Linked DNA regions of Mus musculus: all the other regions are linked to region 2. A link is a loop called in an ENCODE intact Hi-C map of the cell type or tissue named here. Cell type or tissue: left cerebral cortex. All regions are shown on one strand. Links, peaks and the distances in the headings refer to the core of each region. The heading gives the core; the rest is flanking DNA. Region 1 has its middle 47 kb from the start of Gm23186. Region 2 holds the start of Gm34507 (predicted gene, 34507). Region 3 overlaps Arid1b (AT rich interactive domain 1B (SWI-like)).

Region 1 (10,488 bases), core at 2,685-7,684, 180 kb after region 2:
AGGGAGCCATCGGTACCTGGTGTGGGCTCTGCTCCAGGCTCTGACTGAATTGGTTCATTTGTGGATTAAATAAAGATGTAGAAGGTGTAGCCCACAAATCTGATGCAGGATTAAAACAGAGATGTGTAGATGACACCAAGAGACAGGATCAGGACTCACAAAATCTCAAGCAAAGTAGGTTGTGAATAAGAAGAGAGGATTTCAATCTTGGCTCTGGTGTTTATAGCTGACAGCAGGGTACAGAGAGGGGATTGGTGGTGGGAAAAGACCTCATGTGTGACTAGCAAGTCTAGAGATGTCTGGAAAGCTGGAGGGAAGAAATAGTCTTATTACCATGATGCCAGGTGATATTTGAAATATTTAATGAGTCAGTAGCATGATATTTTAATATGAAATAGAGACAAATTGGAACTATTTAATATCTGGAAACCATAATACAAGACTCATTCTCTCTCTCTCTCTCTCTCTCTCTCTCTCTCTCTCTCTCTCTCTCTCTCTGTCTCTCTCTCCCCCTGTGTCTGTGTGCATGTGTGTGTGTGTGTGTGTGTATACATGTAGAAGCCAGGGGACAAAGTTGATGTTTTTCAAGCGTCATCTACCTTGTGTTTATCAGACAGGGTCTCTTATTGACCTCATGTTTGCTAAGTAGGCTAGACTGGATGGCCAGTGAACTGTGGCCCCACCCCCTGAGTGCTGTCATTTTGTGTGAGTACTACTATGATCAGGTTTTATTTATTTATTTTATTCATAAGTTCATGGGATAGAACTCGTGTCTTTGCAACATAGGGAAAACACTTTATCGATTGATGCATCTCACTAGACCATGATAAAGAGCCAGTTCTTGAGAAAATAGGAGATGGCTGTTTGAAGAGCAGACAAGGGTGGACTTCCCATCCTACCTTCTCACATGTAGGTGAGGCAGATCGAGGTTCTTGATGACAAGAAGGAGAAGGTGGTCGATGTCAATATGGAGGTAGATTTTCGTATTTTAACAATTAAGAGATGGAATAGTAATTGAATGAGTAGATACAATTTCTACAAAGCAATAAATTCATCTCTAGATTTATCCTTTGCTATGGTTGGACTCCCAAATGTCCCTTACAGGCTCATGTTTGAATAATCCTTCTGCTCTTGTGAGGCAGTTTTAGGAGGCTGTGGAACCTGTGGGAGGTGGGTGAGCCTATTAGGCGGGGGCGGGGGCGGGGGCGGGGGCGGGGGCGGGGGCGGGGGCGGGGGCGGAGGCGGAGGCGGAGGCGGAGGCGGAGGCAGTTCACTTGGGGAGGTTTGAAAGGTTTTTCCCCTCTCTGGTTCCCGCTGTAGTCTCTGCTAGTTGATCTGCCATGGTGTGAGCAGCCTCTGCCACATTCTGCTGTCCTCGTGGGTGAGAGGATCGCCATACCTTTTCCTTTTCCTCCATGATGAGTTGAAACTCCCTGAAACCAGGAGCCAAAATAAAGCTGTGTTGTTTGTCAAGTTTCATTCCAGCAATATCACAATGTTAAAGTAATGACTCCACCTCCCTCTGTGGAAAGGCTTCTTTTTAAAATTTGGGACAAAAACTACCTAACTTATTTTTTCTTTTTTTCTGACTCTAAGAGGCTAGGATTCGTCCTTAGCCCTTCTTGGAAAAACAAAGCCAGGTGCTTTTGGGCTGCCCACGTGCATGTAGCCAACCTGTGTACATTGGGCAAGCACTTCTCATTCTCTTTTCTTAAAGAATTATTATAAAGTTCAAATGAGAAGGAAACAGATGCGTGGAAGCAGAAAGGTTTGTCTCACAGGATTTCATTTTGACAATTTCCAACGTTGATTTCCCAGACAGCTGCAGCCCTCCGCGGCTCCGCCTGCTCCTGCCTCACACCTCTGATGATTCGTCCCCTGGAAAGTTTTGTTCAGCCTCTCATACCCTTGGCTTTGAAGCCATCTATCAAAACTCTCTGCCAGGAACTGCATTAAGATGTTGGCAGCAGGTGGCTGCTTCTCCCCAACTCCCCTGTTCCAACCGACAGGAACACTGGGGAGGGGTGGAGAGATAGCCTGTGCTTCTCATTTAGCCAACAAAACGTGGGTTATGACGCTCCCTCCCTGGGAACTTTCCATAAGATGAGGGCGGCTGACCTTGTACAGCACCAGGGACTCCTTTCTGTTACAAACAAACAGACAAACAAGCAAGCAAACTCTGGCGTTAAATATCCATCCTGCAGAGGCCACATCATGTTGCCCTGGAAGTTCGTGCATTTGCCACTTCCAGCAAGGGCTGTAAGAGCAGGACCACGCCTTCTGTACGCAGGAAAGGATGAAGGCAGTTTGTAATCCTATAAAACACTTTGAGGCTTTCAAAAGGTGTTATATACATCAATAAATAATAATAATTTTCACTCTTTCTTCTTTGTAATACTCCCTCAGAAGGTTGAAAATAAAATTTCTTTCATTATTGATTTTATCCTTCTATATTTGACAAACATTGATTTTTTTCTTCCCCTTTCTTAATGGAGCAGAAGCTGACATAGTTGTATTTCATTTACTTCGCCCTCCAACCCCAGTGCCATCCCATTAGCAGGAGGACTCCAGGCACCTGCAAAGCTGCCCACAGTGGTTGTTTAACTGTAGGGCGCTGGGTCTTAACAAGAATCGGCTCTACACAGCAAGCACATATTAGCTTCCTGCTTTGTCACTGCCAGTCTGAAGACTTCAGGAAGGAAGTTAGCTCAGATATGGGGTTTAGTGTGTGTCTAACACATACATACCCTGTGACTAACACATGCAGACCCCATGGCTAACACATGGAAGACTACATGACTAACACATGCAGACAACATGACCAACACACGCAGACCCCACATGCAGACCCACATCTAATACTCACAGACCCTATGACTAATACATGGAAACCCCATATTTAAGACATGCAGACCCCGTATCTAACATATGCAGACCACACGACCAACACATTCAGACCCCACATGTAATATATACAGATCTTGTCTGACACTATTACCTAACACACCCAGATCTCATGACTAACACATGCAGACCCCACGTCTAACACACACGAACCCAATGTCTGACACACACAGGATCCATTTCCAACACTGCAGAGCTAGTGTTGTCATTTTCATATCATCCCATCCTTTAACAGTTCTCTCTAGTCAGCACAGTTAGGGTTAGAAAACTCACCAAGCAAACATCTGCTGGGGAGACAGACACAGTGCACCTTGGGTAAAGCATGCACAGCTCATGGAAGCAGTGGCCCTGGGGCCCTGAACTTTGCCTTTCCTGTTTTCAGCACAAGGATTTGAATCTTAGACACTTTGCACAATTTTCTCTCGAGGATGCCTTTGAAGCAAGCCACATGTTGTTTGTGCAGCATGCTCTTTACCTGCATGTGGTCTGTCTTATCTCCATGGCCACCATGTCTGAAAAAGTTTGAGGTGACTGTTACAAAGGAGTAAAACTTTTCAGGTTTTGACTACGTGGACAAAAGGTGAGAGTTGAAGTAATTATCCCAATAATGAAGGTTAAAAAGGCTTCCTCCTGAAAACCCAGGTAATTGTAACTAATGTCTATTTTGGCTTGAGTCAGCAAGATAATAGCGTCGACTCTGCCCTTCCCTTTGCACACCCAGCCTTCCCTGGCTTAAATTTATGTCGTTTGCATGTTGGAGCCTCAGTAAATCTCCGCTGTGCATTAACAACAGCCGAGCCAGGCAGCTGGTTTGCCAACTGAGAGGAGAGAGCAAACATGGATCAGCTGTGTCTGGTCTTTTCCTTTTAAGCCATTTTAGCCCACGCACTCAGTGAGTGCGGGGATGCATTTCTGCAGAATTCCTGGAACTCACGGGTTTTTAGAGGCGTTTAACTTACATATCCACGCTCATGGAGACAGTTGGGGAGGGTGGATGTAAAAAGGCAAAAATTGCTGTGCTCTCTAAACAGAGAGTGGGTCTGAGGGTGCGTCATTCCCTTGTGCTAAATATACATCTCCTCTGCCAGAGACGCGGGTAAGAACGCTGCCTAAGTAGGTCAGGCTGAGCCTGGACTTTTCCGATGGCTTGAGAGCTACATCATGAAATATCTCCTTCAAAGCCCAGATTCAGTGTGTGTGTTTGTTATGTCTGTATGCTTGTGTGTGTATGAGTTCATAAGTCTGTGTTTGTATGGCTGTGTGTGTATATGTGCATGTCTCTGTGTGTTTATGTGTGTATGTGTTTGTATGTATGTCTGTGTGCATGACTTTGTGTGTGTTTGTGTGTGTATGTGTATGTCTGTGTGCTTTTGTGTGTGTGTCTGTTTGAATGTCTGTATGTCTGTGTGTTTGTATGTGTCTCTGTGTGTGTCTGTGTATATATGGGTGTTTTGTGTATGTATGTGTGTTGTGTCTATGTGTCTGTCTCTGTGTGTATGTTTTTTGTTTTTGTCTAGGTGTTTGTGTGTATGCATTTGTGTGTGCATGTGTGTGTGTGTCTATTTGTTTCTCTCTCTCTCTCTCTCTCTATATATATATATATATATGTATATATGTATCTATGTACCCATGTGTATGAATGAATGCATGTGTGTCTGTATGTATTTGTGTCTGTTCGTCCATATGTGCATATGTGCATATATGTACATGTATGTTTCCATGTGTGTGTATGCTTGTGTTTTGTTCTTAGGAAGTTTTCCATCACACTCATGGTTCCCGTGTTTTCATGTTTTCAGGCTCTGAATTTCTGTCCATCTATCTGTCCGTCTCCTAATGTGGCAGGGAGAAGAGATAACTGAGAGGTAGTCACAGTGTAGGGAGGCTGAGAAAGGACAAGGACATTGTAGAGGACAGATGGGGAGCTCAGGAGGCTCCCAGGCCCACAGCACCATCTAGGTCTGCCTTTTGGCTACAGGAAGTTAAAAGAGGAGAACTACAGAGAAGCCCCTCTGGGCTCTGCCTCGGATGAAAGTCCTGCACAGATAGAGGTTAGCTGAGTTCTCCTTCCTCCCACTCTTGCCAGGGCTGTTCTGAATTCAGGATTCTGGCAGATTTAAACCTTTCTCATCAACAGTTCTAATGTGTGATCTACCTGTTACTTCCCCAAATGATGTCTCTCTGACTCCTTTTTTTTTTTTTTTTTTTTGAGGGAGGGAAGTTTCTCACCAGCTTGTCATTCACTTCACCCCACCCACCCAGACACCCACCACTCAACCAGCCTGGTGAAAAGAGATTAAAAAAAAAGATCTGGATTCTATACAGATTTGAGAAAATGCTCCAAGCTTTTTTCTATGGTGTGATTTATGGAATGTCACATAACTCTGTAGTATTCTCATCAAAAAGCCTCAGGCTTCAGGTGAGGCGGGTCATCAATGAGTGCTGTTATTGTAGAACGCTAGAGAGCTCCCGAATGAGAGGCTGTGCATTTTCCTGTGCTTGCATTGGCTGCCATTGCTGGTGTTCTGGTGGTACCATTAGGACCCCTAAGAAAGAGCGGTGTGACTATTGCGATGAAACCATGCTCGGTCCTGAAGTGTGTTTCTCTTCTACTGCATGCTAACTTCAGCCATTGCTTACTGACTACTGGTACTTGCTGGTACAGCATTCAGTGTATCACGACGAGGCATCTACTCTCTCTTATAGCATTGCAGGGCTCCCCAGCACTAAGTCCAGGGATCTCAGTTGTGAGATCCTGGGGAGGAGAAGGCTCCTGAAGAAGGAGTTAGCACGATTGTGTGAGGCTCAGTTCAGGCACAACTGACTCCTGCTTAGAGCCAGAGGACATAGGCTATAATCCCAGCCATAGCCTCTCTGGCCATGGACAGCGGCTTCAATCTCTTTGGTCCATCCATTTCTTTACCTATATTTTATAAAGATGGAGTTGGTAGGTGGATTTGGAGATAATTGGTACTTCTATCCCCCCTGCCTTATATCCCACACTTGAAATGCCTTAGTTATTTTAGTTCCAGAATCATTTGAGGCTTACAAACCAGGACCAGGTTCAAGGGTAGGCTTTAAGTGATAAACTAAGACTCTTAACTATGTACCTAACTTTTGTACTTGTGGACTGCTGTCTTCTGAGCATAGCATGGCCACTGTTATCTTTACAAGGGCAGCAGTGACTTGGCTTGACCCACACATGACTTGGCTCATCTGATCAGGCCTATCTGCACTCTGTCATAGAAAAAAGGGTGGAGGAAGCCGTTACACCCTGACCTGGGGTTACATGTCTTCTCTCTGTTAGGCCCCCTGCTGCCTTGCTTCTGCCCTAGTCCTGGGTGGTGGTGGCTGTGATGACTAGAGTGTAGAGAGGATAGGAGATTAACTGACAGGCAGAGGCGTTTATGAAGCTTTGGGACATGGTCACCCATACTAGCCTGAGACTTTTACGAAATTCTGCTGCCTGTGATGTCATCTGTATTCAGGTACGTGACCTCCCATCTTGCTTCTGTGATGAAGCCATGCAAACCGACTGATTGGACTTCGTTGGACTTTGGTGTGTCCTCGGCACCTTGTCTGGGGTGAATAGACATAGTCAACATTGACTCTCATGTCCTCTCACAAAAAGTTAACTTGATAGTGACTTCTCTTGGGAAAGTCCCCCTAGAGTACAATGGCCTCTTCAAAGGAATGCTAATGCTGGAGAAAGTCAAGGTCCACCTCTCTGGTCTCAATTTCCTGTATTCTACTGAGAATCCAGTGGTAGAAAATGAATGGCCCACACAAGCCAACTGATCCCAGAGGGAAGAGCCCAGAATAAGCTTGCTGGCACAGGCCCATTTACTCACCCAGCAGTTATCCCCTGTGGCCTGGCTCTGGAGATAAATGGAAACTTCTAGAATGACTTAGTTTCCTGAAAGCATGACTGGGTATCCATGAAAAGAGATCAAGACAGCACCTATTGGAACCTATACACTTGGGACCAAAATGACACTTCATTTTGTCCCACAGGTGGGTTGTTGTCCCCTGCAGAGGACTAGAGATTGCTTCCCCTAACCACCAGCTGAGCACATTTCCCACAGATGTAATGAGTGCAAATTTAAGATTTTGAATTTTGATATTTATGATATGTATTTTCTCATTACTATCTGCTTGGGTTTGTTTAAGCTCAGGTAGGGAGAATGAAAAGAGGGAGCGAGGAGAGAGCAATGTGAATAAACTTGTGCCTCAGTCACTAAGTATAAGGGCATGGGAGATGAGGCAGGGGGATGCCTGCCCTCTGTCTTTCAGAGGGTGGGTGTGGTCAGTTCTTTCCTCAGCATTCATCTCTGGCCGATGCAATTCAGTTACTAGGGGTGAAGTGTGCATATCATTACTGGATCATGTGGTAGCAGGCGATTTTGTGACATTCTGCTCATGACTTGGATGGCCCCCCTCGGAGGGACCTCTATTCAGCAGAAGCTTCCATGAACATGCGCAGAAGGAAGTGTGCTGTCTGAGCGCCACTTACTTTTGTTTATCTTTGATTTTCTCTCTTTTCCTCCCTCCTTCCTTTCCTCCTCCCTTCCCCCTTTCTCCCTTCTCCCCTCGTTTTCATCCCTCCCTTTGTCCCTTCCCCCTCCTTCCTTTCCTCCCTCTTTCTCTCCCCTTCCTCGGTTCCTCCTTCCCTCCCTCCTTCCCTACCCCCTTTGACCCATGCCCTCCCTTCTCCCTCCCTGTTTTCCTCCCTTCTTCTCTCCCTCCTTTCTTCCCTCTCTCCCTCTTCCTCCCGCCCCCCTCTCTTTTTCCCCTCTTTTCTCTCTCCCTCCTTTCCTCTTAATATTTATGAATGTGGACAAAACATCAAGGAGCTTATTACTATGTTTTTTTAAATTTTTTTTTTTTGTGCTTGTCCTAAGGCCACATTATATATTCCACCACTTAAGTAATTCCAGCTCTGAATTCTGGTCCCTGTCAACTGAATAGTGAGCCTTGAACTAACACTGAAAGATGGTAGAAGATAGCAGGTGGGAAGGGGAAATCTCGACATCATTGTTGTAATCCCACCATACTAGGTGTCTCTCTTTCACAAAGCTTTGCTGGGCCTCTCCCACCCCAGGGCATGCAGAAGGTGGGAATAGGTAGCCCATGCTCCTAGCTGTTTATATTCTCCTGTCTGAACTCTGGTTTTGAGATGAGCCATTGAAGCCCATAATTTATAGAATTGGAAGACACATGGAAGCTGTTGGGCATTGAAGCTGTGACCAGCTTTTGGTACAATGGTAACTAGAGAGCCACATGACAGCTGCAGCCACAAGGCACAACATTTAAGTCATTTCCAGATATAAGGAGGAAACAGATCCATAGGAGGATCAGCAGAGATGGGAATCCTCATAACTTTCAACTTCATGAAATACTCTGGCTAGATCCCTAGAGAGTCCTCTCTCCTAATAAATCACACTTTAATTAAGCTCACTTGAAAAGCTCTTGAGTCTACCAAACAGTCTTACTCAGACATTGTGTGACCCTAGTCCAACCACCATGCTTCTCTGGACTCAGTTTCATCTTGTGTAAAATGAGTCCATTAACCTCCTGAGTCCCTTTAGATTTCAGGAATCTGCACTTTTAATTATCAGTGGTGGTCATCTATGAAGCCCTATAAGCCAGACACACTTGACAATTCTGCTCTTCTTTTGGTCCTGTCTACAGAGGCCGAGTCTGATGGCATGGTTAGTGAGAAGAACCATCTACTGCCAATCAAGGTTGTGTCTAAATAGATCTGTGGGGAGAGGCACTTCTGACAAATGGCTATGTGTAGGCTGGATGAAAGACCTCCACAGGTCTATCCTGTCCTGCATCTCCAGTAGGCTCTGCTAATATAAGAGAGAGCTGTTGGCAGACCTGAAGCATTCTCCCTCTAAACCAGTGCCATGGAGTAAGTACAGCCTTGTTGATTGTATATCAATTTGATGGACTAACTATGGAACAGTAATTAAGCCAAAGAGAACATTCAGAAGTACTTATTGCTACTTGCTGTCTGCTCAATCCCCAGAGTCCTAAATAAATAGAACCATGAGTTTAATTAATACCTGCAGGTCTGATTATCCATTTACACCAGGCCATAGTAGATCAGAGGTTAAACTTTCAAAGATATTTGGCTTTGTAGTGATGTTGAAAATGTCTGCATTAGCCTGTCGCCAGAGTCTGCATCCTGTGTCCTGATGCGTCCTTGGGGTTCAATGTCGGGACCCATAAATCAAAATTTGGGTATTGCGATAGGGAAGCTCAGGCTAGTAGCATTGCCTGGCTGTGCACTCATTATCTGCATGTTCTCTATGCTCTGCAGGCCCAGAGACTTTGGATGTCTTCCCTGGTATTCCTAATGTGAGTGATATTTCTGCTGGTAAAGCCTGCTAGTTTCTTCTTCATTGCATCTCAAATCTAGTTTCTAAATGTCTTAAACAAGTAGAGGAAACTGCCCAGGAGTTGGGATATCCCCTGGGATATAGAAATGAAAGCCACAAGGCTTCCCAGATGCTACATCACTGTGCCTAGTGTAGGACCACTGCTCAATAGAGCCAATGATTGTGGTTGTGTTCATCATTGAGACCTTCACTGGAGGGTCTGGAGAGATGGCTTGGTCAGGATAATGCCTACCATGTGAAGATAAAACTGGAGTTCCTTATCTCTAACACTCACATAAAAAGCTGGTGGTAATGAGGAAGGCCTTGATGCAGGCAGTGAGGGTAGAAGGTCCCTAGGGCTTTCTGGCCATTTATCTCGCAGAATTGGTAAGCTTTGGGTTCTGGGAAAGAATCTGTCTCAAGGCCAGCTCCACCATCTTCTGCCTGAACCCGGCAGAGGCCACCAAGGGCCCCAAAGGACTATCCACTCCGCAGGACCCCTAGCATACACAGGACCTTGTGATCACTGGAGAGCATGTGGGTGACAGAAGCAACAGAGCTTCTTGGACAGGGTCCCATAGGACCTTCATCCTCAGCCAGGAGGCAGAGCTGAGACCCAGACCCCTGGGCACCTTCCTTACCAGAGGAGAGTCACCTAAAGGGAGGGCTCTGACCCCAGGACTCAGGAGGTGGATTAGAGTTCCAGACTTCTGGACAACTGCCCTACAAGAGGAGAGCTTGCCTGCAGAGAGTGCTCTGACCACTGGACTCAGGTGAGAGTTGGATTCCCAGGAGTGCTGACAGAGGCGAACAGAATCACAGGAGGAACAAGCTCCAGCCAGAGACAGCTAGAATATTGACACCAGAGATTACCAGATGGCGAAAGGGAAATGTAAGAATCTTACTAAGAGAAACCAAGAACACTGGGCATCATCAGAGCATAGTACGCCCACCGCAGTGAGTCCTGGATACCCCAACACACCAGAAAAGCAAGATTCAGATTTAAAATCATATCTCATGATGGTGGTAGAAGGTTTTAAGAAGGGCATTAATAACTCACTTAAAGAAATACAGGAGAACACTGCTAAACAGGTAGAAAGCCTTAAAGAATTACAGGAGAACACTGCTAAACAGGTAGAAGTCCTTAAAGAGGAAACACAAAAATCCCTTAAAGAATTAAAGGAAAACACAACCAAACAGG
Region 2 (10,488 bases), core at 2,579-7,578:
TGTGCTAGGAAAAAGTGTTTCGTGAGGCCTCTGCCCTTTGCCTCCCGTGGAAGCTTCCCTCTCGCAGGCTGAGCACCTTGTGGGTGGCAGGTGCTGAGCATTTCATGGATATTATTGCTGATTCTCACAATGTCCTCTTAGGTAGACACTGTTTTTACCTTCATTGCACAGATGAAGTTATTCAGGCCCAGAAAGGTCTTGTGGCTGCCGGAGCCAGATGGCACAGGGAATGAAAAATGAGCCTTGTGTAGCCCTCAGGTCATCCTGACTCCGGAGGGGTGTTCTTCAGTTCTCTGGAGGAGGATGCCCGATATGACCAACGACACTCCTGTTGCAACACAAGGGGCCTGAGCTTCAAAATATGGAGACTTGCTTCAGCCAATTCTATAGGGAAGAAAGAGAAGGGGGAAATTTACTTAGAATGGCACCAACTAGAGAGCACCCCTAATATTTTAGGCATGCCCTTTGCATACCTGCTAACTTGTTACCTGCTTCTTCAAATAACAATGTATCCTGTGCTCTTTTCCAGTAAAGAGCTGTGGTTTTTAATGTATGTGTTCATGTGGGCACATATGCTGTATACTTGCAGGTCATATCCAAGTGCCTGTGTATGGGGGCCAGAGGTCAACCTTGAGTGTTTGTGGGAAGGAGATTAAGTCCTCAGTGTAAAAAATAATAATTAATTTTTCCTTCTGGCCCCTTAATTCTCATCAATAATGACACTGAGACTAATTAGTTATCATTGAATGACTAGCCCATAAGTTTTGTCTCATTCCCCAACTAGCTTGTAACATATTTAACCATTCAAACTATTCTATGTCTACTACTTAGTTAGTTACCTCTCTTCAGTCTCTGCTCGCTTCTTCCTTCGCATCTCCCCAGCGTCTCCCCCGAGCTACTCAATTGAATCTCTCTCGGATCTCTCTTTATTCTACCCTGAGTTCAGCTACTTGCTAGTTGAGTTCCTTACTGCTCTCTTGAATCTCTCTCTTCTATACTATTTCCCAGAATCCCCTCTCTTCTTGCCAGTGTTCTACCTGTTAATTCCTGCCTCAGCTCATTGGCCATTGGCTTTTTTATAGACAGGTGATGCTTATAAGAGATTCTCTCTACATCTCAGTGAATGTGTATTGTTGATCTGAGCACAGCCATGTCAAGGACCATGGTGCCTTAGACCGGTGGTTTTTAACCTTCCTCTCACTGTGACCATTTAGTACAGTTCTTCATGTTATGGTGAACCCCAACCATAGAATTATCGTTACTACTTTATAACTGTGATTTTGCTACTGTTAAGAATCATAATGTAAATATCTGATATACAGGATATCTGATATTCGACCCCTAGAGGGGTTGAGACCCACAGGCTGAGAACCGCTGTCTTAGCTCCATGGGAATCGCAAGAACTTTTCCTGGTCTGAATAAGGATGTTGACAGTGTGAGGCTGTCTCTTCTAAGATGACTTCGGCCTGGGACTGCTCCCCTACAGAGCCCCCACCTGAAATTCGCTAATCAGAACCCAGGGCTGCTGGTGTGTGTCCATTCAAGTTGCCTCCTAACCTTGCCTGCTTTTTTGTATAGGTATGTGTGTGTCTGTGGTTTCCTCATTCCCCTTTGATCTAGTAAGGTTAAGTCCAAAGCTGTTCAGGTCCTGGCAGGTCTTACTCCTCAGGAGGCATCCTCTTTGGGTTTTGAAGCAAGGCTTCTCACTACCTGGAGCTTGCCAAGTAGGCTAGGTTAGCTGGCCAGGGTGCCTCAGGGATCCTCGTCTCCATCTCCTCCGTGATGGAATTAGAAGCAAACACTACCACACCCGATATTTTTATCTGGGTTCTGGGAATTGAACTCAGTTGCTTGTATTTGCAGAATAAGAATTTTGCTAATAGCCACTTCTCAGGCTCTGCAGTGCAGCTTAAGATTATTTATTTATATTTTATGTATATGAGTATTTTGCCTTCATATATGTAGGTGCAGCATGTGTGTGCCTGGTGCTGAGTCCCTGAAGCTGGAGTTACAGACAATTGTGAGGTGACTTGCGGGTGCTGGGAACCAAGCTAAGCCCTCTACAAAAGCAACGGGTGCTCTTAAATGCTGAGCCATCCCTCCAGCCCTGAACTATAATTTTAATGACTGACTACATATTCCCTTGCTTTCCATTTTGTGACCCTGCCACCATTTATTTAAAATTCCTGAAGGTAGGCATTTATCTTGTCTCCAGTGAGTTTCATCTCTTAACAGAGATGACTAATACCTTTCCCTGTTTCTAAATCCACTCATGTCTTCACCAGTGAGAAAGATCCTAATGGTCAAAGATATTTAATGAAAACATCGGTTCCACACTTGTCTCTCTCCTCCTTTTCCAGGGAGAACCTCATTGTGCTATTTAGTGTCTCCCCAACTCCCAACCCAGAATTTTCTTGGCATTTTTCATTTCGTGTAAATTTTCTGAAATTCCCATAAACTGCCTACAGCCTTCTTTGCTTGCTTTCTTTTTTTCCCATGGTTTCTGTTAGTCCATATTCTCTATTGTATTACATACAGAGATGTAAATGTGTAATACAATATTACTTAGCCCTATTCCGTTCCTATCACACATTGATAGGAAACTCAACGTGGAATGGCTTTTCCTGTCATCTGTGGCTGGTCTCCACCGTGCTGCTCAACAGACCAACCTTTCACAAAGCCCAGCCTATCTCCCTTACTCAGTTCAAGTGAACAGATCTTTCTGCTAGCTTCTCAGGACTTCATTCTTGCTACCATACACTCATCCAGAAAAAAGTACTCCGTGCTTAATGGTGAACACCGAAGGGCCTAGGGCAGATACCAAAATAATAAACCTTGGTACTCATACTCTGGGATCCTCCGCAGCCATTTTGGAGATGGTTAGAAACACAAGCACATACTTAAATTATTTCAGAGCAGTGATCGGGGATATAGTTCAGTTGGCGGAGAGTTGCAGTTGCTTAGCACGCAGGGGGCTCTGGGTTCCAGTCCCACCATCTCAAAAATAACAAAACAAACCAAAAAAGACAGCAGCACATACAAGGTGTCAAATGAAAACCTGACGTCTTATTTTATACATGTTTTCACTTGGGAAAGTCAGTACTTTTTCTGAAAGAAAGGTGAGTGGGATTCTGCCCAGCTGCTGGGGTGAACCCCAAACTTCTACCCCGAGCCACGCCCCCAGCCTCTGGGCCATGCTGATGACCGCCCGGCTGAGTCCCCCTAACACACCCTAAGCTGATGAAGACACCCAGGTCTGAGGAGTCACGGGGACTGAGTGGACCTCAGGCGCGATCCAACCCCACTCGCTGCCCACGTTTCCCCGAGTCCGGTCTAGTTTTTACATCTTCCTCTCTCACTGAAATAGATACGCAGCCGCCTCCAGATTTAGAACAGGAGCGATGACTACTTCACGAAAGCCTGGAAAATATGACTTTTCCAGAGACGGTTCAGGTCGCTCATACATCTTCAGGTCCTGGCAACCGCAGACATGGCTTTGCCCTCGGCCGAGCCTTTGCCTCCGGGGCCCCGCCTGGGAACTCGGCAGCTTCTCCAGCCTGGTGGAGGACGCCGGAGCGGGGCCTTTAAGCCACGCCGTGTGATCCCCACCCCCTTCCAGACCGGGTTTTGCCGCCCGCCCGCCGCGTTCCCGGAGCCGAGACAGGCGTCGCGGAGGCCTCGGCGGCCAGGGGTGGCGGCGGTGGTGTGCGTGAGGGCCGCACCGCGCACGCGCGCCGGAGGGGTCGCGGGCTCCTTGCTCCCCCGGCTCGGTCAGGCCGGAACCCTCGCGCGGCCGCCCCGCCCGGAGCCGCCCGGAGCCGCCCGCGCCCGGACTCGCGACGGCCGGGCGGGGCCTGTTTCCTCGGCCCCATGTCCTCGGGCTCGCAGCCGGGAAGGAACATTCCTGGCTCTCCCCGCCCCGCTGCGCCCGTTCCCGCTCCTCCCCCGCCGCGTGTTTTCCGCCCCAGTAAAGATCGTGCCACACAAATAAGCCTCGGATGCCCTTTGCCGAGCGGGCCATTTTCAGGGCGCGTCTCCGGAGCCGCTAAAAGTCTTGTTTTCTCCCCAAAGTGGAAGGTGTGGGGGGGCGGGGGTGGCTGGGGCCGCTTCCAACTGCTCCGCACGCTCGAATAGTTGTCAGTAAAATCAAACTGACGTCAGCCGGGGGCGGGGGGGGGGGAAGATAAGTCTCTTTTGTTCTCATGTTCTCCCCCCTCCCCTCCCTTGCCATCAAAGGCAAAAAAATAAAATAAATAAATAAATAAAAATAAAATAAAAATTAAAAATAAAAAATTTTTTTCTTTTTGGAGGGTGGAGGGAAAGACCAAAAAAAAAAAAAAAAAAAAAAAAAAAGCGGCGGGGGGGGGGGGGGAATGCCGTGCAAAAAGATAGCTTCCATTAGAGCTTCTGCCCGGGCGAGGGGAATGTTTAATGAATGCATCAAGTCTTTTGATCACCCTCGCTCGGCTGGGTTCAGTAGTGCCGGAAGGTTAGTTGCATATCCTGTGGCTGATCTGAAATTCGATCAGCAGAGAGGGTCAAAGAAAAGAAAAGCATTTTAATGGGAATCAATAGAGGAGCATAGGTCTTGGAAGGAAATACGTGTTGATTAAAAATGCCACAAGATTTAAAAAAAAATGTTCAAGACCCGTTTAGAGAAAACGAGAAAAAGGAAAAGCAAGGGAGGGAGAGAGGGAAGAGAGGACAGGGAGAGGAGGGGGGTGGGGGAGACCCTTAGCAATCTATTTTCTGTGTGTGCTGCTGCCAGAGAGGCAGTCGGCAGACCAACAGTTTGTGTAATGCTTCAAGCTACAGCGGGCAAATTTAAAGCTGTATGCTCAGAACAACATAATAAATACTTATTGAAAATGCATTTCTATTTCTAAGCGGGGCTCACTCATGCATTATACAAAACACCCAGGGCTGCAGTAGCAGTCACAAGGGGACGAATAAGGTATACTGTGACTCGAGTCCTTAAAACTAAACTATGGGGCTTATAACAGTTGAGAGCAGAAATAAACAAACAAAAATTTTCCCTTAAGTCGAAAACTAACAGCTTTGAACAAAACCAAAGGCTTAAAATGGAAACTTTGAAGAAGTTGTAATTTTAAAAATATCTTAAAACTGTGAGGGTAAGGAGAAGGGAATGGTAGTAGATAGCATATTGATTGCCTTACAGAGTGGAAAATTATTGCCCTGTAGGTAGGGCAAGTGGTCAGCAATGTATGTATACAACAGTTGAAGGGTTTATGGCTCCACCTACTACAGAGAAAAAGGAAAAACAGCTTTCTAAAGCCACGCTCACACCCACCCACACATAGACTCTCTCACTCCTGCCTGCCTGGTCTGTTGGAAGAGAATCAATAGTATTTAAATTTTTACATGTTCAACAAAGACAATCCCTTCCTCATGGAGAGAGCAGCCCAGGAACGTGTGCTGGGGCTTTTCCTTCAGAAGAGTTTCAGCCGCTCCTTACTGGGCTCCTGGGGGCCAGGCCTCACTCTTCACCCACAGCTTTCTTATGCTGAGGGCTTTTTATTTTATTTTTTTCTATCTCTATAAAGAATATACAAAGGGATCAAGAAGCATTTTCAGTGTAATTTCCCTTGGATATTCCCAATAAAATTGTTTATTCAGCATCTCCCCATACTAAAATCCTTATGTCCCAGTCTCTTATGCAGCATGGTTAATATTTTCATATAGTCTTTGAATGTGACCGTGCTTTTCATAACTGTTTGATGTGTGGCCCATGATAACTGAGAATGTAGCACAACACATTTGTAGATGACAATGTCATGTGACAATGTCAAAAGGTTGGATACTCTGCTTTAAATCATCTCCAGTTTATATACCTAACACATCCTAAATGTCATACTATGCTGTACTGTTTAGTCTGTATAGCAGGGTGTGTTGGCATACAGTGAGGTGAGGTTAAGGAAGGGCTTGCAAATCTGAGGTGAGCTTGAGTTATATAGCAAGGTCACATCTAAAAGGGAAAGAAAAGGAAAGAAAAAAATGGAAGAGGAAAAGAAAAGAGAAAAAAAACAGAAGAAAAAAAAAGATTGTTTATGGATGGATTGACTCCATCATAGAAGCTATAGATATAGGAACCAAAGTGTTGACTGCCTTTAATTTAATTTGATGGATGGAGGGCCCATCAAAATTAAAAATTGTTGTTTACCACACACAACTTTAATTTTTTAAAACCTTATTTTTAGTGATGGTTCTTAAATGCTTTACTCCCCCCCCTCCCCCCTTTAGCCCACCACCCACCAGAGGTAGTAGAAAAGAAAGGATTTGGGGTAAGTGGTCCTGTTAAGAAAGGTTCTTTGGAGCAACTCCTGTTTGTGTTTTCTGGAAGTCACAGGTTAGCAGCAACAGCAGCTTGATCCACTCACAAACACCTCACAGATACTCCAGGAGTCCAGTTTAGTAGAGTCAGGATAGCAAACAGGAATCAGCAGCGGTGGCAGGACCTAGCAAACAGAGTTAGGCCTCAGCCTCAACAAGAGTCAGTAGGAGGGACCGACAGGAACACCAGGAGAAGCTCTGGTTGCTCTGCTTTCTCAGAGAAGCAAAGATCAGCAAAGACTTGGGACCCATAAGTGTTGCACAGCTAGCTGTACCAGCAAGCCACGCTCTGCCTCTGTTACTCTGTGGAGTCCTATTTATACCCTCCAAACATCACGTGTCCTCCATGTGCCTTGCCTCAGAACGTCTTGCTTCAGCACGTGCATCCAATCAGTCTGAGTCCATGGAAGCAGCAAGAAACTGCAGTACACCACCAGAACCAATACATGTATGTTGTTAGTAAAGAAACCTTCATCACGTGTCCTTTTATATGCTTGTTTTAGCAGAACATCCTCTCTCCAGTGTCTGCTTCAGTGAAATGTTCCTTCATGAGTCTGCCTTAGTCTCTCACACCCATGTCCATGTTCCTTCATGTGTTTGCCCCAGCAAAACATCATCTAACTGACTTTCCAACAACCCTTAAAATTTCCTCTTCAGCCATACTTCATACCTTAAGATCTTTTTGTTGTCTTTCAAAACAGGGTCTTGTGTAGCTCAGGCTGATCCTGACCTCACTATGTAGCCAAGGCTGGTTGATATCGGCAATCTCCTATTTCTAGCTTTCAAGCACTAGGATTGATTTCAGGCTCATACCACAGAGTTATATAATAAGATGCTTTAAAAAAATCCTTTTTGTTTTTTTTTTGGTTTTTTTTTTTTTTTTTTTTTTTTGAGACAGGGTTTCTCTGTATAGTCCTGGCTGTCCTGGAATTCACTTTGTAGACCAGGCTGGCCTCGAACTCAGAAATCCACCTGCCTCTGCCTCTCGAGTGCTGGGATTAAAGGCGTGTGCCACCACGCCCGGCTAAAAAAATTTCTTAGCAACTCTTTTAGCATTTCTTTTTGTTTGTGTGTCTTTGTACTATGTGTGTGTACATGCACGATGGTTGTATTTATGTGTTTGTGTGTGATAATGTTTACGTACCACGGCGGGCATCTGAGTAGAGGCCAGAGGGCATCAGTTCTTGCCTTCCGTCTTGTTATGGCATCTCTCTTTGGCTCCATGCTGCCAACTCCAGGCTAAATGGCTCACAAGATTTCTGGGAGATTCTTCTGTTTCCCATCTCCGTGTGAGACTGCTGGGATTACAGTCTTGCGGTAAAGTGTCTGGCTTTTACATTCCGGGGATCTGAACTGGGAACTCAGGTCATTCTACTTGCACAAAGACTGCTTTGTACCTGCTTAAAACAATACTGAGAGCTTCGGAGGCAGAGGCCATATCGCTGTTCTCATCCCTAATTCCACGGGTGCTGCCTAGAACAGTTTTGCATGTTGAAAGTAAAGCTAGCTAGTGGACATCTTTGAGTTAATAAGGGCAGACGGTGCAGTGCTTGGATTCCAGAGATGGAAAGTATGGCTTGGTAATCTCAGGTTGCCAACTTAAGTTCTTTAAAGTCCAGAAGCTTCTTTGGTAAAATGGAAAAAGTATACTTACCTGCTAGATTCATTTATACGATGAAACAATGTATGTGAAGTGCTTCATCTAATGTTCATATGTAACGTAGAAATAATATAGTTGTGTTACATATGATAAATAATATGCATGCATCTATCATCTATCTGTTTTGTTTTTATTACAGAGATTTCTCCATCCCTGGAGCCATGCCTCCCTTAACCACACTCCTAAAAAAATCTATTATCTATCTAATCTATCTATCTATCTATCTATCTATCAATCAGTATGTGTCTATTTATTTATTTTATGTGTATGGGTGTTTTTCCTGAATCCATATTTATACACATATGTGTCTGGTAGCCATGGTGGTTACAGAGGTTAACATATGGCCTAGTCTAGAGTTACAGATGTTTGTGAGCTGCCATGTGGGTGCTGGGAATTGAGCTCTGGTTCTCTGCAAGAACAAGTACACTTGACCATGAGGTCATTGCTTCAGCCTCCCCCTCCCCCGACCGCATGTGCTTTACGCACATCTTTATGATGTCTTTCTTTGAATATGCAGCAAGCATCTTGTTGCCTCCTCCTGAATTTCTTGGAATCCTGGCTCTTGAGACATTTCCTCTCAGGACATGACTGTAATCTTCAAGACTGAGGAACTGGGTCTAGGTGAGATCATTTGTAGGTGGGCTGGTTGATATCATGCAATCTGCTTCCAGCAGTGTTCCAGCAGCCAGCAGATAGCATCGACCTTCAGCCTTGACAGTTGCCCATCTGGTTTTTCCCTCCTGTTTAATGCCAGCTGCTGTCTAATCCCAAATCAGAACTACCCAGTTGAGCTCGCCCACAGCGCTGTGAAGAGTCAATAAATAATAAATGTGTAAGATAGGCTGTGCACCAAATGTGCACTCCAAATTTTGTGTGTTGGAAACTTAATAACCAAAATCTTGTGCTAACGGCTCTTGAAGGGGTGGAGCTTTTGCAGCTTCATAAGTTGCTGAGGGAGTGGCTGTGTTGTAAAACACACTTGCTCTGTGCTATTGTGGGATGCTCTCTGCCACATTACGATCTAGCAAGAGAGCCTACATCCGAAACTGAGCAGATGTGGCTGCTAGTCTTGGATTTCTGGCCTCCAGAACTGGCAGCTAAAGAGATTTCTCATCTTTATAAATTTCTTGGTCTTAGGTGTTTAGTCGTAGCAATAGAAAATGACAGAGACAACTGGTTTTTATGACATTTTTAAATTTTATGGTAAGTACTAAACCCATTTGTTTAATAAATATAGATGGAATAACCTAGCTGCTTGGTAGGTTTTTCTTGAGCTCATTCTTCCTGTCCCTGCTACTCTTCACCTACAGAAAGCCTGATAGCATTGATCCCCGAGGTTGCTTAAGCCAAATACAGGCTACAAAGAATCTCTCATGCTCTTTTCTCAGGAGTTTGGAGCCTAAATTGGGGAAAATTTATTTATTTAGTAGAAAGGGAAGTTTTTTTTTTCTGTTGTGAAATTCATACCTGAGTGTTATATTCCCATCTCCCCCAGCTCCCTCTTAAATCCATGATCCATTCTTTAATTACCATTGTGTGTCCTCCGTGTCCACTCGGTTCTCTCTCACCTACCCACAAGATAAAGATGCCACTATTCATGGGGCTGGCTTGCCAGCTGGATTGTTGGGATTCACGGATTTTACGATAGATAGGACTATTGATTGCTTCTGTCCTTTGGCAGCTTACACAGCACTTCTGAAGTCTGTGAGCGAGCCCTCAGGGAGGAGGCCTCCAGTCAGCCCCTGCTCAAGTCCTCCAAGTGCCAAGGTTGGGAAGGTGTGTTCTCTTCACCTAGAGGAGCTTACCCAAGGTAAATGGTAAAAGTGCGTATTGTTCGGGGGTCTCTCTGGCTCCACTGACCAAGAATTTGAAGGCAGGTTTCCCATTCCTGGCCCTGGGTTTTTGTTAGAAACTCTATGGTTCTCAGGCAAAGCATCATTCCCCTTGACATAACTCCAGGAAGAAAATCTGATCTAAGCTGGATGGTGTGGCACAGGTCTTTAATCTAAGCACTCAGGAGGCAGAGGCAGGTAGATCACTGAGTTTGAGGCTAGCCTGGTATACAGAATTAATTCTAGCATAGCCCCAGGGCTACACAGAGAAACCCTGTCTCAAAAAGTCAACTAACTAACTAACTAACTAACTAACTAGCTAATTAACTAATATGATCTATATGAATTTTATGAGTAAGCTTATAAAATGTTTCTGTATGACTTTATCAAACATCCTTAGTGCTATCTATTTCTTACCCCACACTCCCATATTATTAGTCTTTCCTATAATGGCTAATCTTGGTTGTCAACTTGACGAACTTGGGAAGAGGGAAACTTCACCGAGGAATTTCCCCCATTGGATTGACCTGTAGGCATGTCTGTGAGCATTTTCTTGATTACTAATTAGTATAGGAGGACCCAGACCACTATGGGTGGTTCCATCCCTAGCAAGTGCGCCTGGGCTGTTATAAGAAAAGTAGCTGA
Region 3 (10,488 bases), core at 3,208-8,207, 290 kb before region 2:
TCGCTAGCCTACACAGATTTTCACAATTAAACATACCTTATTTTGAAAAACAATCTAAAGTTTACTTCTGTTTGGTGACATTTTACAGATTAACCTCTTTGTTATTTGTAACTTTTAGATGAAGGTGGAACCCCATTCTCTTTTGCAGAATTCGGGGAGCAGATTCCATTGAGGTTGTTCCTTGCATTCCCACAAAAACACAAAAGATGCAGAGACACAGATAGTTCTGTGAATGGAGCGCAGTAGAACGAAGCCCGGCGAGGTCAATGAATAGTAGTGTAGAACTTGACTAACACATGTATTTATCTAAATGAAGACAGACCACAAGCAGCCAGGTCAACTCTCCTCACTCAGCAAACACCCAGTGGGTAGTCTTCCTTTTAGTGGCTCTGAGGCGCAAGTGAAAAAAACCACCACACTCTATACTGACCCACATAACGGGCAGGCAGTGAGACAGGAATGAATCAGCGATAGGCCCTGACAAGGCTTTCAGTCCCGAGACTGAAAATCACAACCATTACACAATCGGACCTCTTGAGCAATCATTAACACACATTTACTGTTACCCATGCGAGCCAATGAACAGACAAAATGAAGTCTCTAAGTGAACACTCTTGCTGGGAACAAAAGGCCACACGACATAACTGGGCCAGGCCTCCCTCATCATGCCGGCTCTCCTGCACAAACGACAGTGCAAAAGGAAGGTGGCTCAGGAGAAATTCCAAATGAGTGATGAAGGCGGTAACGGTGCAGACCCACAGGAAGCAAACCCCACAGAAGCACATGGAAGAGAGGACAGGAGGAGCGGCTAGGCCTCAGACGTGACTGAGGTGCAGGGGGTAAGGAACACAGAGTCTAGAAGAATTTAGGAAGGTGTGGGCTCAGAAGGAGACAGAGGGGATGGCGTACTTTGGGTCTCTTAAGTGGATAGCCACTTTGACCTTAGAGGCCATCTTCTTCTTTAACGTCTATTCAACCAGATGTGCATAAAGAGCCACACATGGAGCTAATCACACTCAGGATTTACTCGAAACCCCTATTCATGGTTACTTTAACTTACTTGGCCTTTTGTATTTCATAGCAATCAATTTTAGGTGCCCCAAACAAGTACTAAAAATTATTGCCAAAATAATATAAAAAGCGAAGTGGTAAGGAGGAACAGTGTTTGTGTGTGCACGCACACATCAAGTACTAGGAACAATAGAGAACCGAGAACCAGTTTGATCAAAACTGTCCCTAGGTCGCAGTTTCCCTCCACTAGTGAAGACAGGTGTGGCCCATGGCTTATTAGTAAGGCATTTCTATTCACTGTGAAGCTTGTTTGTAAAAATACCCACAATTAAAAATTAATCAACCATCTTAATTATACAAATAAAAATGAAAACCTTAAGAAATCTGAAATTACTTAAAAGTTTGGAACTCTGTGACACTTCCCCCATCCCTCAAAGTGCCGCAAGCCTTTGAGTTCTTTTTGAGATGAGCCTTGGTAAGCAATATAGCAGCACTCATGTGATGGTAACACGTAAGCACAAGGAAGCTGTGCGCCACGAGAAGACCTGAAGAATATTACTTTCCAGTCATTCCTAACAATCGGGTTCGTTTTATATGATTTTCCCAGGTACTAGTCATCATATTCAGACGCAAAAATTTCTTATCTCTGGGTGTCCACACAGTTGAGACCTTGGCCAGTGACACTGAATGTCATCTGAACTAATATGAAGCTTACAGGTTTTAGTTTGGCCTACACTAAGGGAATAATACAATAAGTGAATACTTGAAAACAAAAAAATGAAATAAAGTAACAAAGAAAGAAAAAGAAAAGAAAAACCAGATGTATGTGGGTCAGCCACTGCTGTGGACCCGGAGGGGGCTATGTCCTCGCAGAGACAGTACAAACGAGCTACCTACAAGTCTACAAGTGAGGCAGCCGTCTTCACTCTTTTCAGCAATTCTAACAGGAAGGCTGCTGATTGTGACTGGCGCTGAACACTGACATTTCCTAAATAGTGAGGCACAGTTTCAAGCCGAGGCACATTGGCTAAGCTCCAGAAGACATTTGTTTTTAAAGACACAAGTCTTCAAAAACTTTTACAAGTCCTATAGATCTGCAAAAATAAAAAGCATCTAAAACACTCTGCAGATCTGGACAGTTTATTAGGAAAAGGTTCTTATAAATGAAATTTAGGGCTATAAACGTAATGTGGCTGGACTGGTTCCACACATTGCAGAAGGCAAGCGACCGGCCAGTGGGTGGTGCACCAGAGATGCTGGCTCACTAATCCTCCCTCCTTTTACTGCAGTTATAAATACAGTGGGTCCTAGAGATAAGATCACAAGTTTATTAACTATGCAGTGAATATTCTGCATGCATGCTGGGAATTAAATACAAAACCAAAGATTCAGAAGACGACGGTCTTGTGTTAAATATTATAAATACTGAATTAATTGTGCTCAGAATTATAATACTTAGTAATTTCTAACATGAAATATAAAAACACATTAAGCTTTTAACATATAAACTTATAGCATATATGTATTAGGTATAAATTTATATTTTCTTTTTCATTGTGATGCACAATCTTAGTGCGTTTACCGCCCTGAATAGAGTTGATGGGGTAGTCACCTCACCTTATTAGCGTAACCATAGCCCGTAAGTACACTGACTGGCAGGTCACACAAATACACCAGCTTTGAATGTGATTGTGAAGGTGCAGAGCAGGAAAGAGTCAGGTGAGCGTAGCCCGGCACATGCTTGCAGGTCCCCACCCACCTCAATGGCACCTACTCTACACCTCAGACCCCTGACAATGAACTCAGGCTGCTCCAGTGTGGCTCCTCATGTACATATATGAGATGAAAAGGCTTTCCACAGCTATCCTGACCCAAAGTAGCACTCCTTCCTTCCTTGCTCCTGCGAGGTCTCTGTATAATCCAGGCCTTCAGAACCCAGCCCAGGGTCCAGCCATCTAGAAAGACTTCCCTTTGCTCTGCGCCTGTGCACTCTGCCCTCCCCATGCATCTCTAACAGCAGGCATCTAGCATGGACTGCAGCCCACTCCAGGACAACGCGTCTGTTCACAGGCCTTTGCCAGGCGTGGGCTCCCGGGAAGAAGCTGGGTTTTAGTTCAGTAGTGAAGACACCAAGTAGGAACGAGGGATCAATAAGTCTGCAAAGCAGAGCCATCAGCCGTGTAGCAGGGCAGCTAGCAGTCAGCGGTTACATCTAGTCAGTTCCCAAAATGGGTGTTGGCAATGAGGCAGGATGTCAGAAAACCCTGCACCAGGGCAAAGGTTGAAGCCAATCACCACTACACAAAACTCTGAGTTCTGTAGCTTCTTATACCCAAAGTTTAATCTTAATCACAGCCTAAATGATTAAACTTAAACAGGTGTTTTTGCTAACCACTGGTGTCTGGTTAGAGCAGCAAAGTCCTGCATGATAAACCACACCAGGCCACACACCTTGAGTCCAAAGGCCGATTCATCCTCTGAGGCCCAGACGTCAACCCGCAGTGGTAGTGAAAGAAATGATTTAGGTACGATCAAGACCCCCTCTGAGGACAGCCCTGAGCCAGGTGAGCCAGCCCCTGGGAGGAGGTCAAGAGGGGCTCGGTGAGTTCTCTCGGGGCTAGTGCTCTGCACTGAGAGGACCCACCCGCCTCAATGTGTGTGGGTGCCAATCCTCAGCAGGGCCATCCTGCTCACATGCCACGATGCTGCACAGGCTCTTTAACTTGTTACTGAGAGACAGGATAGCAAGGGGGAAAGTTGTACTCAGAAAACCAACCATCATGCTGGCCACCCTGCTGATGCTAGTAGCTTCTTGTCCTTGCTCACAGCAGAGTGGGCAGAGCCAGGCTCTGGAATGCTACAGAGCAAGAGGTCTTGAGAACAGTGCTCTGGGAGAGGCAGGCAGAGTCTAGGCAGCAAGTTGTAAAAAGATGGCAGAACTTCAAAACTGGCTGTCAGTCTTGTGCAAGAGACGACAGAGCTCATTAACATGAATTTAAAAGCTGCATGGAATGAGATGTGTATTGATAATTACTGTTTTTTTAAAAAACGTAATTATTCAGTCTGGTGTATAAAGCTCTTAAGTTTGGCTACTAAAAAGAGCCAATATGAAGGAAAAGAACAAGGAAAGGAAGAGAAAGTCTGGGTGCTCAGCATCTGGGAGGTGGGGCCGTGGGGCTGAAATCAGGATGAGCCTGTGACTGGCCTGGAACACAAGTGTACATAGGCCATGCCAATGACAACAGTGCTGCCAATGACAACAGTACCAAGGAAGACTGACTGCAGCATGAAAATGAAAGGGTTAAAGAGGAGCCACCTAGGAAGGTCAGAGCCTGGCCAACCCCACCCCACCCCGCCCCGCCCCACCAGAAAGATGGTAGACTGGGTGCTGGGCTGACAAGATGAGCAGCTACTTTGTGATGGAAACCATATGTTGCTGATATCAAATATGATTTTGGGCTAAAGACTGAGATGTTGGCTCAACTAGAGTGGAAAATCATGGGAAGATCCACTAACACCATTTCTGTTTACACTCCAATTTCCAACGCTAACTGTTAGATTTAGAAACAAGCCATAGCATAGATTTTAGCTTAGGTTCCCCCTCCCACACACGCACAAGAGCTTCATCTTTGATTTCCTGAGCCCTGCCTTGTACAACACCAAGCTGCTGACCGCAAATATTTTTAAGATTGCAATTCCAAATGAACACCGAAGACTTCAGCTAAAAGCCTTTGGGGAAAGCCCTGCCGAGGTAACTACTGTGGGCATTCTAGGACGTCTGCTTGTGAGCTGCACTCATAGATCCTATCTTGCCAGCCTCTGTCCCTCAAGGACACTAAACCCTGATGTGGGTATTTTCACATACATACAATTACTGCTGAGCACAGTAAAGCCGAGACTGGTATCTACAGAGTGAGTTCTGCATATTTTAACAGATTTTAAAAGTCAAGTAGAAAAAAAAAATCAGTAGCAAATAGAATATCTATTTAAAGATAAGGCTTTACTATATTTGACAACGGGAGGTGAGAGCAGCGCTTTCTGTGGAATTTAGAGCCCCATGTGACTGTTCGCAAGGCCGCTTCAGCCTCCAGTCCTGCTTCTCTCTCTAGCCAGGCTAAAGGGTATTTCAAAACCCCTTACCAGGCTTTTAAAAAACTCATTTCACCTAAGCAACTTCACAAACCTGTTTCCTTCAAATACTATGGGTTTAAAACATACACACCCTCGTTTACTGTCTAACATTCTCTGTTCTATGAGGCTTTAATGTTAGCACCTATAGATGAAAAAAATACTACCTAAAATCCAGGAGGTTAGTCTCAATTTCCTCTCAAGGGAATAGCAATGTCCTAGGCAGGATTTCCTGCTGCTCTCAGAGCATGTGTCTCTGCTGGAAGGAAGCCCTCTAGTGGGAGCAGTGGAGTATGCCAAGTCTCAAGGAGCCCTTCAGACCAGTAGACTTACTGGGAACCCATGTCCTGTGTTACTCCTGTCATACACTCTAAAGTAAATGTTCAGAGAAAGGTTGATAACCACTTTGTGTCTCATCAGCCAGAAACTATCTATATAAAACTGAAGTATGCTTGTATTGATCTGATACATGATTAATTTTTAGCTATTTGCCAATGTATTTAATTTGGCTATGAAGCGACACTAACTTTAAGTTAAAGGGGAAAAAAACGTGTGACTGGAAAACAATACAGTATGTTTTCAGTAGAAAGACTTGCTGGAACCGGAAGGTGTGCACTGGTATTAAAGTGTTGACTCTTCATGTCTGCTGTAATCTGCATTACAAACTCCTCAAAAGAAACACCTTCCAACATTCATCAAGAAAGACATTCTGCACATTTGATCCATACAAGGCTCATGCTTAAGGTCTCCAAACATGGAGGGGAGTTTCCCCGTAAACACCCAAGTGAATGTACGTAAGCATCCTTACGCATTTGTTCCCATTTCTTCTGTGGAGAGTTAAGACTCGTGAACGTAATCACCAAAAGAACGCTGCAGGTGCAGGGCATGGCGGCGCACGCCTTTAATCCCAGCACTCGGGAGGCAGAGGCAGGCGGATTTCTGAGTTCGAGGCCAGCCTGATCTACAAAGTGAGTTCCAGGACAGCCAGGGATATACAGAGAAACCCTGTCTCGAAAAACAAACAAACAACAAACAAAACAGAAACAAGAACCCAAAAAACAGCTGCAGGCGTACACAAAGTGCAGTTAGGGTGTAGTGCAGCTGACCTGCAGAAGGCAGAAAACTCTCAAGGGCTCCTCCAGGACACAAGTGTGAGGACAGAAGCTTAAGAGAACAAAACAGGCTGGAGGTTAGCCCAAGCTGTTCTTCCACAGGATCGGGGTTCACGTCCCAGCATACAACTAAAGGCTCACAACTCTCTGCAAGTCTGGCTTCAGGAGAATCTGACACCCTCGGAAGCCACTAGGCATGTACATTATACACAGACATAAATGTAGGCAAAACTGCATGCACATTTAAACAGACGGACAACTAAAAGACTGAATGACTGAGCAAATGAATAAATACCAAAGCCGAGGCTGAGGCCCGGCCACACTGATGTCTAAGGAGTTGATGGAAAATGCTGGCTGGCATGTGTGCCTACAAAGATCCCATCTGTAGAGGACTTCAGAGCACACACAGCACCAAGGTCAGTGATAGCAGGAGCCAAACCCTTGACCCTCTGAGCTGTCCTAAACCATCAAATCCCACAACTCCAGGATTGTCCGCCCGGAAAGGCTGTGACACAGGAGCTGAGAGGCAGAATTGAGCAGGAGTCCCTTCCTCACTTTAAACTCCTTCCCAGTTCCCACATAAAGCACCCAGAGAACACAGAATACTAATTGGCAGCCATGCTCCAGGACCCGCACTTGATCCCCAGAACCGACCCATGGTAGAAGGACAGAACTATTCCTGTGGGTGGCCTCCTGCAAATGTAAGCCCTGGTACAGGTGCTCTCGCCACTCACACATTAATAAATTGTTAAAAAAAAAAAAAAGATCAATACTAAAAACAGATCAAGAAAACCTATTTGTGTAAATACGCTATTCAATAAAAAAAAAATCAAGAACAAAAGTAGCATATACATACAAACAGGGGTGGTTCATCTTGTGCATTACGAACACGCCCAAGAAATGGGGAAAGGCATCAATAATTGCTTGCCTGCAGGCAGAGCAACTTACTGTTGTTCATTGCCTTACAATGTAGGTTTACTTATTTACTACAGAGGATCCTGGTTAATTAAAAGTAATTGGTTAACATAGAACAGTAACACAAATAGCACTGACTATCATTAATAATGTGATGATTGTATGCAGGTATCTTTGATGTTGGTCATGATGCAGAGTGCAGCAGCCAGCACTCATGGGCAGAGCAGACGCCTGGACACTTTCAGTAAGTAAAGAACAAGCACCACCTAATGACAACAGAACAGAGACACCCAGAAGCTGCCCCTGTGGTGTGAGTACTCTCAGGCACGTCCGTGCCCACCGCGAGTCTATCTAAGAGAAATCTGTTTTAAGGAAGTAATCTGTGACACAGCCCTTAGATACTGATTGCAAACTGTATCATTAGTTAACATCATGTCAAATTAGAAGAGTATATTAAGTTGGATGTAGATATACAAAGAACGTTTACACTAGGCAGTACTGAAGAACTCAGTTTTCAAGAGCTCTGACACGGAGAAGTGCAGGCGCTGCAGTCCATTTCAGAAGCAGGGCTAAGTCAGAAGCCGAAAGTCCGAGGCCTGACATCGTAGGTCTCCTCTACATCGCCTAGAGCTACAACTAGAAAAAGAAATCTTTCCTCCTCCAGGATTAGAATTTTTCATCTGGTTTCTCTTAATAGGTTCATGCTTACTGTTGTATATTTAAATATTTGATGTACCTGCATTTATTTCAGAATAACAGGGTAAGGAGTAAGCCAGGCCTAGTTTTCCATTTGAATAACCATAATAAAGAATAATCCATTATTTTCTCCAAGGATTAGAGACACTGTATCTTTAGCATAATTAAATATTAAAGTGATATAATTTTTATCTCCAATTCTAGGATGTGATGGGAGAAACGAAGTTACCCAAATGAGCTGCTGTGCAGCTCAAAGGAAACAGGCCGGGGGGGGGGGGGGATCTTAGACACGATAGTATTCTCACAAGGAATTTTGGTACTTTTATAAAAAGACAAATTTGACGTATACCCATGTCCAAGGAACAAAAATATAATTCTACTTACAGTATTTGCTATGTTCTTACTTGGCTGGGCCCAGAAGTAAAATCTTACTCCAGTGACTGCACTTTTATCTACATTAAGGCAAAGCAAATACCAACCAATAACCTGCTCTCTCAACTGCATCTTAGGATTTTAGACAGTGCAGGCCAATTCAGTCTCTCTCCCACCCCTTTTTACCCCTCCCCCAAATAAACACCAGCAGCTCAGAGTGGGCCGCCTGCCATGTTTTCCTTGCAGCCATTGCTAAAAGTAATGGAACTGGTTCTTACTGCATCAGCGTCGGAGCTTTTCTAGCTTTTATTTTATAAGCACATTAGAAACAGGAATCTTTGCTAGCATTCCTCTTTCACTTATTAATCTCTTCTCTCTCCACGTACATGTGCAGCTCACATGCAGTTCAAGGATGATTCTAGAACAACTGCTTAGTGGCTCCGTTATCTGGCAACAGAAAAACACAATTGCCCACATGCTGTGTGCTGCTACACAGAACTACTATGCCCTGAATATGTTTAAATGGGAAAAAGACAAATAATGATAACAATAAATATTTATATGCTGCCAAAAAACACTGGCTATAGCTGACACTGAATATCATGTTCCACAAACTGGCAAAGTGAGAATTTCCCTATTCACAAGTAACATGCTTGTGCCAGTGAGCCCTAGGATGCCGGCCGTCTCTTCTGGCTGTGACATCGAAGGAGGCAGTCAGCACTGCACTCATACTCCTGTGCAATTAGTTCTCTACATGAGTAAACATACTTTCCCTCTGATCCCTAAAGCAGGAAGAGGAAAGTCGAGCCAGACCCAGCATGCTGAGTGTGTACTGCACAAAGGTGATATGATGGCTTCTCCACCAAACAGAGTCGGTTTCTCAACCTTTCCCATCTGCCCAGGCTTGGGATGTTCCTGGGTCAACAAGCCAGAGCAGGAGCAGTGACAGTGAGCTGTGTGTACGGTGGAGAACCAGGAGGCCATGCAGACCTGTATCATTCTCCTGAAACTCAAGTGACACCTTGTGGGTGAGTCTGGACAGACTTAAGGGAGAGTGTGAGTCCTGTTGCCACACAGAGCTAACAGCCTGCCAGCCCTGAGAAGCAAGGCTCCTGTCTTGCTCACTGTTAGCAGGTTAAAGAAGGAAGACAAACCCCAGCAGGAACAGGAAGCCCCTAGCTGAACCTGGATAAACTGGAGTGTGGGACTTCATCTCAGTGCTTAGTGCCTTGGCTTCCTTCCAGTCCCCCGAGACTGTGCTCCTCACACGAGAGCCTCTTCCACACTGCTGAAAGAACACCTAATGCTTGCCTGCCCCATGAGTCACTTACTTCTTAGCAAACTCTCTCCTCTTTTTACTACCTGAAACCTTCCATTTACTTGTGTAAATATCTCTTTCTACAAGAACCAGGGCCTTGCCTACCTTGCTCACTGTTACTAGAAGGAGTGGCAAGCAAATATATGCGTGTGAATGAATGCACTGACTATAATACAGACACGTGTGTGTGAACATAAGTTTGGTGTGGCTCCTTACAATACAGGCACATATGCAACAAGGTTGAAAATGTATCCAATATAAGTATGTAGGTTAAAGTCATGTAGATTTGGCTGGTGATAAATACTCCTAGTTTACACACTAGCATAAACTAAGGCACACCCCAGTCTGGCTGCATTTACTGATATCATGTACATATCTAATGCATTTGTCTCTCTAGTTGAGAGTAGCTTTTAAATTTCTTTAAGAGAGTTAAGTCTTGAAAAATGATGGCAATGAACCACACTGCTCAGAAACAGAAGATAATGTCTATTCCCCATGATGGAGGTGTGCGTCTAGATTTGAATGACTCGAAGTCAGATTAGAGTTGATATTTTATTAAGGCTACATAGAGACCACAATCTTTCCATACTTAACTGTTAATGTGACCCTGGGCTTTGCACTTTGGCTGGTTGCCTACAATGTGGGAAGTGGGAGGCAGTTCAGCTCACACCACAGGCCACAGCTGGCCAGCTGTGCAACACACCTCCTCTATAAAGGCTCTCTCTGACCCAGAGCAACCTTTCTAGTTATGTGAACAATATGTTTGTGGACCCAGACACATGAATTCTGCACCTTAAAGAAAAACCCACATGTTTACAAGTTCATCATATCCACACTGCTGCTGTTTATTAAGAAATAAAGTTGTAGAGTCATGAAAATTTTAGGCCGATACAGATGTACATATTCTAATTACATGTAGTTTTTCAGCACAACATA

The links. Hi-C counts contacts between places; a loop is a spot of excess contacts. Peaks named below come from ENCODE experiments on the same cell type or tissue, not always from the same donor. Only the 100,000 strongest peaks of a DNase experiment are listed, where the experiment ranks them.
Region 1: a loop joins it to region 2, with 9 times the contacts of the local background. A loop is called at or near these places in 3 of 42 quality-filtered maps.
Region 3: it touches region 2 in a loop (4-fold over the local background); 3 of 42 quality-filtered maps call a loop at or near these places.

The regions. Positions count from the first base shown.
Region 1 is chr17:4,719,915-4,730,402 of GRCm38, reverse strand. No RefSeq gene overlaps it. Among named protein-coding and RNA genes, the nearest start is that of Gm23186, 47 kb to the right of the region's middle. In left cerebral cortex, for the core only: no CTCF peak of the experiment used is centred there; DNase peaks (open chromatin) are centred at 3,292, 3,868 and 5,102; H3K27ac peaks cover 1,023 bases.
Region 2 is chr17:4,901,543-4,912,030 of GRCm38, reverse strand. Gm34507 (predicted gene, 34507) reads right to left here and starts at 3,709. Exons shown (of 3, transcript NR_166049.1): 1 at 3,360-3,709; 2 at 159-384. In left cerebral cortex, for the core only: a CTCF peak has its summit at 4,504; DNase peaks (open chromatin) are centred at 4,523, 4,769, 5,328, 6,664 and 2 more places; H3K4me3 peaks cover 1,882 bases; H3K27ac peaks cover 2,730 bases.
Region 3 is chr17:5,196,982-5,207,469 of GRCm38, reverse strand. The region is part of intron 4 of Arid1b (AT rich interactive domain 1B (SWI-like)); the gene reads right to left. Gm34854 (a long non-coding RNA gene) reads left to right here. Exons shown (of 3, transcript XR_876354.3): 3 at 7,335-7,731. Among named protein-coding and RNA genes, the nearest start is that of Gm34854, 22 kb to the left of the region's middle. In left cerebral cortex, for the core only: a CTCF peak has its summit at 5,414 (motif pointing left); DNase peaks (open chromatin) are centred at 4,665, 4,922 and 5,422; H3K27ac peaks cover 819 bases.